2 separate regions of the Homo sapiens genome follow, and region 1 is linked to region 2. The links are chromatin contacts, found by POLR2A ChIA-PET in ENCODE. All regions are on one chromosome and are shown on one strand. Each heading gives the region's core, a stretch centred on a gene start or an enhancer-like site at or near the end of the contact. The rest is flanking DNA. Distances are from core to core; before and after follow the strand shown. Region 1 overlaps SNX5 (sorting nexin 5). Region 2 overlaps RRBP1 (ribosome binding protein 1).

Evidence for each region. ChIA-PET counts read pairs that join two places held with the same protein, here RNA polymerase II (POLR2A).
Region 1: POLR2A ChIA-PET joins it to region 2 with 10 read pairs in A673. The contact joins two enhancer-like sites. POLR2A ChIA-PET finds 5 or more read pairs at or near these places in 9 of 52 experiments (A673, AG04449, AG04450 and 6 more).

The regions. Positions count from the first base shown.
Region 1 is chr20:17,957,112-17,961,144 of GRCh38, reverse strand. The region is part of intron 1 of SNX5 (sorting nexin 5); the gene reads left to right. Among named protein-coding and RNA genes, the nearest start is that of SNORD17, 3.8 kb to the left of the region's middle. Within about 2 kb of position 1,669, at least 4 of the 41 ENCODE cell types and tissues checked have a DNase peak (open chromatin) inside an H3K27ac peak, as active enhancers do.
Region 2 is chr20:17,646,743-17,651,263 of GRCh38, reverse strand. The region is part of intron 3 of RRBP1 (ribosome binding protein 1); the gene reads left to right. Among named protein-coding and RNA genes, the nearest start is that of RRBP1, 33 kb to the left of the region's middle. RefSeq lists silencers at 1,900-2,029, 2,679-2,768 and enhancers at 2,181-2,884, 2,949-3,038. Within about 2 kb of position 2,868, at least 11 of the 41 ENCODE cell types and tissues checked have a DNase peak (open chromatin) inside an H3K27ac peak, as active enhancers do.

The sequences.
Region 1 (4,033 bases), core at 420-2,919, 310 kb before region 2:
AATAGGTGAGGAAATGCACAGGGATTCCGTAACTACTTTTCTCCTTTTAGGGAAGTGCCTTGGCTCTCTTACCAAAAGCACTGCGATTTTTTAAAACAGTTGAAAATGTGCTTTCCAAATGAAGCCGTGCTTGTTTACCGTGAAGGCTGATTATAATCCGTATTGTAAGGATTGACCTGGTAGGGAAGTACATCATGAACTGAAACTTTACCTAAAACTTTGGATACGTGATCCAGTAGTTTCAAGGGAAATCTACAAAAGTCAGGTTTTTAAAAATTTTTTAAAAATTCTGAAATAGAGATGAGGTCTCACCGTTTTGCTCAGGCTGGGTTGTTGGGTTTGTTTTTTATGTGTAGTTTTTTTTTTTTTTTTTGGAGACTCGCTCTGTTGCCCAGGCTGAAGTGCAGTGGTGCGATCTTGGCTCACTGCAACCTCCTCCTCCCGAGTTCAAGCAGTTCTTCTGCCTCAGCCTCCTGAGTAGCTGGGATTACAGGCGCACGCCACCATGCCAGGCTAATTTGTGTGTGTTTTTTTGTTTGTTTGTTTTTTTAAGACGGAGTTTCGCTCTCATCGCCCAGGCTGGAGTGCAGTCGCGTGATGTCGGCTCACTGCAACCTCTGCCTCCTGGGTTCAAGCGATTCTCCTACCTCAGCCTCCTGAGTAGCTGGGATTACAGATGTGCGCCACCATGCCCAGCTAATTTTTGTATTTTTGGTAGAGACGGGGTTTCACCGTGTTGGCCAAGATGTTCTCGATCTCCTGACCTTGTGATCTAGCTGCCTCCACCTCCCAAAGTGCTGGGATTACAGGCGTGAGCCACCGTGCCTGGCCACTTTTTGTATTTTTAGTAGAGACGGGGTTTCACCATGTTGGTCAGGCTGGTCTCGATCTCCTGACCTCAAGTGATCTGCCTACCTTGGCATCCCAAATTGCTGGGATTGCAGGCGTGAGCCACCACACCCAGCCAGAAGTCAGTTTTAAAACTTAAATTATTTGAGAGTAGGTATATTTTCAATTTGATTCTTACAAGTGACCTAAGGGATCTGGAAAAGAGGTAAAACTTTGCATGGTAAAGGTCCGGCATGCCCAAGGCTGGACTTGGTTCTAAAGCCTGCTTTGTTAACTGTTGTAAACGGCCACTGTAAGCATTGTAACATCTGTGGCCTAAGTCAGAGACTCAAGTGTTGGCCAGCAGGGCTAAGGAGTACTCTGAGCCCTTCAAGCTTAAGGGGGGATGGAGGCAGAGGCAAGTGAGAGGGGAAGAGTGGAGCCTGGCAATTATTTAGCAAGTTCTGTAGCACTGTGGAGTGGGTTTGTTGACTAAGCAGAAGGAATGCTGAACTTTTGGTCACACTTGATGCTTCCCGAGTGAGAGTACAAATGCTGACTTAGAAGCTCTAGTCATTTCACAAGTTTCTACCCATGTTTGTCTCATCTGGAGGGTTATATGCTATAATATGAGAAAGTTCATTTAACTTGCGCCTGGGGGACATTGAGTTAATGATGGCCTGGATGCTGAGGGGTTTTGCCAATACTCTCTTTTAGACAGTTCTTTAAGGCCCAAATACAACATTGCATTATTTGCTTATTTGGTGGTTAGGACTGTCATGTCAAGTGATTGGAGTTTTGCTTGAATCCCTTCCTAGGGCGAAATGTCTGGGCAAAATGGCTGCTAGTGAACCTCGGATGTTTGATATGCTGTGGTTGCAGTCACTCATAACCTAGTGGTTTTCTTCTTTTTGTCTTCATCACATTCTGAAACAAAAAATATGTTTCTATACTAACCAGAAAGGAAGACAGGTATAGTCGGGGGTATTACCTCTACATGGGGAAAGGGACGAAAAGAGAAGATAATTATTCAGAGGAACGAAAAGCAGCTAAAGCAGCTGGTAGCATCCATTGCAGCTTTAACTGTGGTGCACAAATGAGCTCCATTTACTTGATTACATCCCCCTTGGGTCCTCCTATTCGAATTCCAAGGGTATCCCATGTGGAGTTCACAGGCTCACTGAGTTTGCTGGGCTTGTGAGCGAAAATGGAACTGTCAGCATATTCATTTGAGCAGTGCTAGAAGTCAGGGTTTGTGACTTTAGGAAATGGAATCTTAGGAAATGTGGCAGTTTTTGAGCTCTGGGAAAGGCACCTTAGACCTGTCCTGTGAGCTGTCCTATGTCTCCTCCAGAGACCATGGCTACTTCTTAGGCCTGGCTCTGTTTATTCCTGTTCTTGGGCCTGCCTGACCTTGACAGATAAGCCTAAGATCAGTAGAGTCGTTGGTATAGCCTCTGCAATCACATCTCAGTTAATGATTTGAGGTATTTTTAAAGGCTGTATTTGCCAGTGTTAACTTAGCAGAAGGAAGGAAGCTCTTATCAGAAAATACGCCAAAGCTGGAGTCAGTTATGATCAAATGAAGTCGCAGACCTTGAAGCTTTATCTTTGTTTGCAGAGATCTCACAAATGGACATGTGAAAATTAAGCCAGACAAGCAGATATTTCATAGGAGTTATCAAGAATTCATGTGGAAGAAAAATACTTAGGTTGAGATGTGAGGACTCAAAAGTATCTGTTTTGATCTTACTAATAGTTGATGTTAAAATCAACTTCTGGTGACTACTTGAGCTTAATTTTTTGGAGGAAAGCCATTGTAATAGGCTCCCTCTGGCTTTCAGAATTATAAATATACAGTGCTTAAGGAAAAAGGGAGTACTTGAAACTTAAGTAATCCATGTGCTTTTAGTGAATATATTTAGTCTTTTTATAGCTGATTGACCAGATTTTCAAGTTTTAGAGGTTAAGTACATAAGTTTTTAGTCTTGAACTTTTTATTTTGAAGAAAGGGACCCAAAGGGAAATTTGGAGTGAAATACCTCATCTTCTTAATTGTAATCTTCACTTGGCATTCCGTGCTTTGGGTAATCCAGTGTTATGACAACTTTACTTTAGCACTCCTTACAGTAAAAGGAATGGGGCAATGAGATGCTTACGCTATGAGTTCCTCGTGCCTTGTGTGTCAGGTTTTCAGATTGACCACCACCTTGTCTGCTTTAATGTACTTTTATTTAAGTCACTTTTCCCTAATAGCCCAGTTCCTATTAGTGCTGCCACTGTTCTCTCCTCTCTTTTTTTTTTTTTTTTTTTTGACGGGCAGAAATGGAGTTAGGTAGTTTTTTTCCTCTCAATTTCCAGCTCAGAAAATCAGTTAATTGAGTATTCAGAGTGATGCTCACACTTGTTGCTCATGTGTAACCACAGTGGGATTGTGCTAATTAAGTAAGGCCTTGGTTGGTTTTTCTAATTCACCCCTCCTGTCTAGATTCCTTGGCTATTTGAAACAGTCCCAGGTTTACTCTGAACTCTCCACCCAGGATCCTATTCCACATGACTGTTCTCTGTGCCATCTCCCCAGGTTTTCCTTTCAGATATTTGTGTGGCCTGGTTAATGCCTCTTGAATGTTCATTGTACTTTGGCATTTATGTAAGAATTCAAGATTTTGTTCTATTTAGTTCAGGCCTTAGTGTACAGTCAGGTATTTGGCCAAATGTATTGTACATGACATTATTGTAGCTGTTGTTTACATTACAGGAATACTTCGGATATACCAATGCATGTGAAGAATGGGTTTCCCCTCAGTTTCACATAAACTTAGAAATGTCTCAACTGACATTTCTTTTTCTTTTTTTTAATTTTTAATTCTTTTTTTTTTTTTTTGAGACAGTTTCGCTCTGTCGCCCAGGCTAGAGTGCAGTGGTGTGATCTCAGCTCACTGCAAGCTCCGCCTCCAGTGTTCAGGCCATTCTCCTGCCTCAGCCTCCCAAGTAGCTGGGACTACAGGTGCCCGCCACCACGCTTAGCTAATTTTTTGTATTTTTAGTAGAGACGGGGTTTCACCATGTTAGCCAGGATGGTCTCCATCTCCTGACCCTGTGAACCACCCGCCTTGGCCTCCCAAAGTGCTGGGATTACAGGGGTGAGCCGCCGCGCCCAGCTCAACTGACATTTCTAAATGATCTATGTATAAACTGCTTTTTA
Region 2 (4,521 bases), core at 1,619-4,118:
TCAGCACTCCTCACACGGTGCTGCTGTGCTACTCTGGGAATGATTCTAACTTCAGGAAGTTTGGGGAGCAGGGAGCATTATAAACCCAGACGTGGGATAAGGAGAAAGCCTCTTTCTTTGGAAATGAAAGGCACAAATTCTTTACTAAATATTTGGAGAGGAGGAAATTGATGGGATCCTCGAGAAGTGGAAATTCCCCAGAATGGAAGCTTCCCCGTGTTCCGGGTACTGTCAGCTGACGCACGTGTCCAGGCTTTAGCTGGTTTGTTCTCCGATAGTTAACTGAGCACCTATGCACAGTGTCTATTAGGAAAGTCAAGTTTCTAACACAAGACGTGTGTGTATGCAGTGGTGTTGGTTTTTAAAAAAATCTATTTTTATCCTCAGATTGAGTCTTTGTTTGCAGGATTATGCTGGTTTGCCTCCCACCTGGGCTGCCCTGATCTTGTACTAATCACCATCTGGGTGTTACACTGGCAGGAGAGCTGTCCCACCCAGCACCTGGAATCAAGTCTGGATCCTACAGTGTGGGCGTAGACTGAGGAAGTACATATGTACATTCTGAAGACCCCACAGTTAGCATGAGCTCCAGAACAGTGTACTTTTAACTGGAGCTTGCTTCACTCATTGTTGCTGCTGGTTGGAAACAGGTGTTTCCTCATTACCTCTGCTAGCACGTCACTCAGGGGATGCGGGGATGCAGGGTACTTGTTGCACTCTTGGGGAGTCTGGAGCTCACCCAAGGACCTGTGACCTTTCTGCCTAATGGACGGGGGTGGGTAACCCTGGGGACATGGCACTTCTGTCTTGGCTGTGGGCCTGCTTTCTGCGGGGCCCTCTTTCCCCAGCCTGCTGATGCAAGCCAGTTTTACTCTGTGGCCAGAGAGACCATTGTGTCATGGCCCAGGAGAACCCACCCAACCTCCATGAGGTGGCAAACACTCAGAAACAGGCATTTCAGAGGCCCATTCTTGCCACGTTGTCAGATAAGTCCATGTGGGAAAAAGAGGCCACCTTTGGGAGGTAGGATTATGGGTAAATGTTAGTATCTTCCTTTCACCCTTCTGCATTTTCCAGTTTTTCTATAACTTTTTTTTTTTTATGGAGAAGAAACAACTCCATTATGTGTCTCTAAGTCAAATAAACAGGCCCTCATTATACCAAAGCTGATGGAACTCTCATCCTTCTGGGTGTTTTGAGGCAGCCCTGTGTCCTCTGAGGAGCAGCAAGGAACACGTTGCTCCTTTTGGGGTCTGGAATGAGGAAAGGTAGTGCCAGCTCTTCTGAGGCCTCCAGAAGGAGGCCAGTGCGTGTCCCAGCCCTAGCACACAGGCATCTGGGAGGCATTCATGAACTGAGGTAAGGTGGGAAGTTAAAGGCAGTTCCCACATTCTGGAGCCTGGCAGTGCCGTGGTGGGAGGGGGCCTGTGAGCTCTGTGTCGTGTGCAGTCTCGCTGAGCCCCCATTCTACCCCTACAATAGGAAATGTAACCTAAAATCCCAAGTCGTGTTCTGCAATCTAATGGGGCTGGGGTCACAGGTCAGGGGGTATGGGGAAGAGTTGTCAAGCCCCCAGGAAACGGTATTCAAGGTGTCTAGGGTAGCAGGGCCCTTAAACAATTTGACTTCGTGATGGGAACACCCCTTGCTCCCAGCTCCTCACCCACCCACCCACCCACGCCTGTCCTCCCCATGTGTAGCCTGCTTTGCTCCAAACCCAGCGCTGCTTAGCACAGCAGGTCTGACGCCACTGCTCTCCCCAGCCAGGTGTTTGTTCAGATGTGCAGTTTAGGAGGCTGGTTTCCATGCCTTTATCCCTCGTGCAATTCTCTAAGGTGGATTTGAATTTTTACCTGTTTGACAGAAGCAGAAAGCAAAGCTCAGACTTCCCAGAAGTCATGCACATGACCAGCAGATGGCAGAGCGGCCGGTGTGGGCAGCCCCTCCCGAGGCCCCCGCCCTGCCCGGCAGGTGCCCCTGTGCCCTTCTCGCCGGCAGTTGCACAGAGAGGTGTACACGGAGATCAAGTCAGATACTTTTTCTTTTGAACCTAACTCAGTTTCTCAGGGTCTGAAGCTCTGAAGAAAACTCTCTGGGGCTTATGACCCTTTATTCACTTTCTGTGGAAGTTCTTCAAACCCAACTTTTTCTTTTCTTCTTCTTTTTTTAAAGAAGAACAAAAACATCCCCTAGGGAAGCGAGCCAAGTATCAGTGTGAGAAGCTGCTAGATGACACTCTTCCAGAAATCTCTTTTCAGCCACTTGAAAACGTGTTGAGGCTGGGACTCCGGTCACTGCCCCCAGACGGCTGTGGTCAGACAGCCTGGGATTAAAAATCCCCTGCCGTTTTCTGCAGGCATTAGGTAGAGTCCTAATTGCTGTTTAAACTGTATTCTCCTTGGGCCAGCCTGTGTGCCTTGGGAAGGGCCTTGCCCAGAGGTCCTCCAGGAATTGTCGTTCTTTTAAAAATATTGTGATGTGGGTTTTTTTTAACTCCAGGTATAAAATTGGTTTTGTTGAAATTTGGAGGAAAAAACAAAACTTTAAAGAGGAAAACAGTTCTTCAATCTATAGGATATTTTAAATTCCATTAGATACCATTAAATATACCAGTCCCCAAGTTTGTAGCCGATTACGTTTTTCTCCAACTAAAGGAAAAGGACTGATTGAAAGGCCCTGAATTGGGTTGTTCTTGACATTATTTGTACTGAGCTCCATTGCCCTTAAAGCTGCGGATGTGACCGTTCGTGGCATTTGGGGTCAAGTGCAGCTGCGCCTCCTTGGCCTGCTTCCTGTCAGGAGCGCTGAGCAGCGCTTGGGCAAGGCCGGGCTCTGTGGCCTGAGCTGGGCCTGGAGTCCACTGTTTGTGCACTGCCCAGGGCCTGCCTCAGCTGTGGGCAGATGAGCAATGAGTGAGAGCAGGAGTCGCAGTTTGCCTCCAGGAGCATTTGGTAGATCTTCATTTCCTCCAGGGTCTCATAAAGCTCACTTCCCCCACAGGCTCAGGAGGAGCCTTCACGGCCACAGTCCAAGAACGAGCAGTTAGAGGCCAGCAGTGATGTTGGCCGGAGCTCCTCCCTAGAGAGCGTCTTGCGTCCCACCTCGGGGTGGGACCCTGAAGGGAGCCGGCTCCTCAGGTTGAGAGAGACAGAGATGCCCTTGGCTTTGGGTCAGCAGGAATGGGGAGCTTGTCCTCAGCCTCTGAATCTTGGTCTGCAGAGGCTGATGACTGCTTGCGTGGTGCTGGGCTTCCAGGAGGCATGTGGGAGCCCTTTCCTGGGGCCCCAGGGTCTTCACCTTCTTACAGCAGACCTGAGTTTGGGTCGGGTGACTGGGGACTACAGGGCGTGGAAGGCACGCCAAGATTGCGATCTGGCTTGGGCAGCCATGCTGGGTGCCTTGGTCTGCACTGTCTGGAGTCACCCCGTGCAGGCCCGGAGGCAGCAGCTATTCAGACTACATGTGTGTGTCTGAGGGAGGCACCCTCAGAACTGATCTGGACAATCTCTTAGGAAATGAGAGTTTTTGCCACTGGAGTTCTTCCCCAAGCCCTCAAGTCCATGCTGTTTCAGGTTCCATTGCCAGAGTCCCTGGGTTGACACCTGGGCCTCTCTCCCACCAGCTCAGCTTCCTGAATACTCGGGCCCAGATCCTGGTCCTGGGCTCTTAGGACCCAGCGGGGATAGGCTCTTAGGACCAGGGTCCAGGCCAGCTGGTCTGCCTGCTTCCAGCCGCATCCCCCTGGGCATCCTGAAATCTTTTTCTCAAATTCAAACGCTCCTTCCTAGGCATCGCTTGTTGCCTACAGAATAAAATCCAGATTCCCAGGGCCTATGAAGACTTGGACCTAGTCCAACCTCGGGTGCAAGTCTGACACGCTAGGGCCCAAAGCCCCTCACCGTGTCCTTACCCAGCTATGCTTGGCCCAATGCCTTAAAGCCTTTCTCGGCATTGCTGCCACAATTGTTCTCCAGGTCCCCCTTGTGTCACTCTTCTGCCTTATGGCCCTGTGTCCTCTGCCTCTGTTGGCCACAGCCCAACCTATAACTTAACTTTCCAGGCCCAGCAATTTACGAACTGCTGGGTATGCAGGTGGTACATACTTTGTGTCTAGAGACCACCTGGCCCTGCCTGCCCTGATCAGGGCTGCTGGGCACCTGTAGCAGCAGCTGGAGCTGAGCCGGAGCCTTTTGTGGGGCCCATCCCAGGGCCAAGGCGATAATCCCCTCCTATTAACCACCAGCTGCTGCCAGGGCTCAGGCGGCAGTTCCTGGAGTGGTTCTGATACCCTCCCCGTGGACTGAGAGAGCCAGGTGTGCACAGTGCAGGGGTGCTCCAGCAGCTGATGTGGGGGGCTGGCCGCTGAGTCTCATGAGGCCACTTAGGGCTGAGATCCTCCTTCTATGCCTGAGCCCTGGCCATGGGGGATCCTGGAAATTATACAGAGAGAAAAGCCTCATCCAAGGACGCCACAGTTGACAGTGAGAGAGAACACTAAGTGCCTCTTTGCCAGATGAGTTT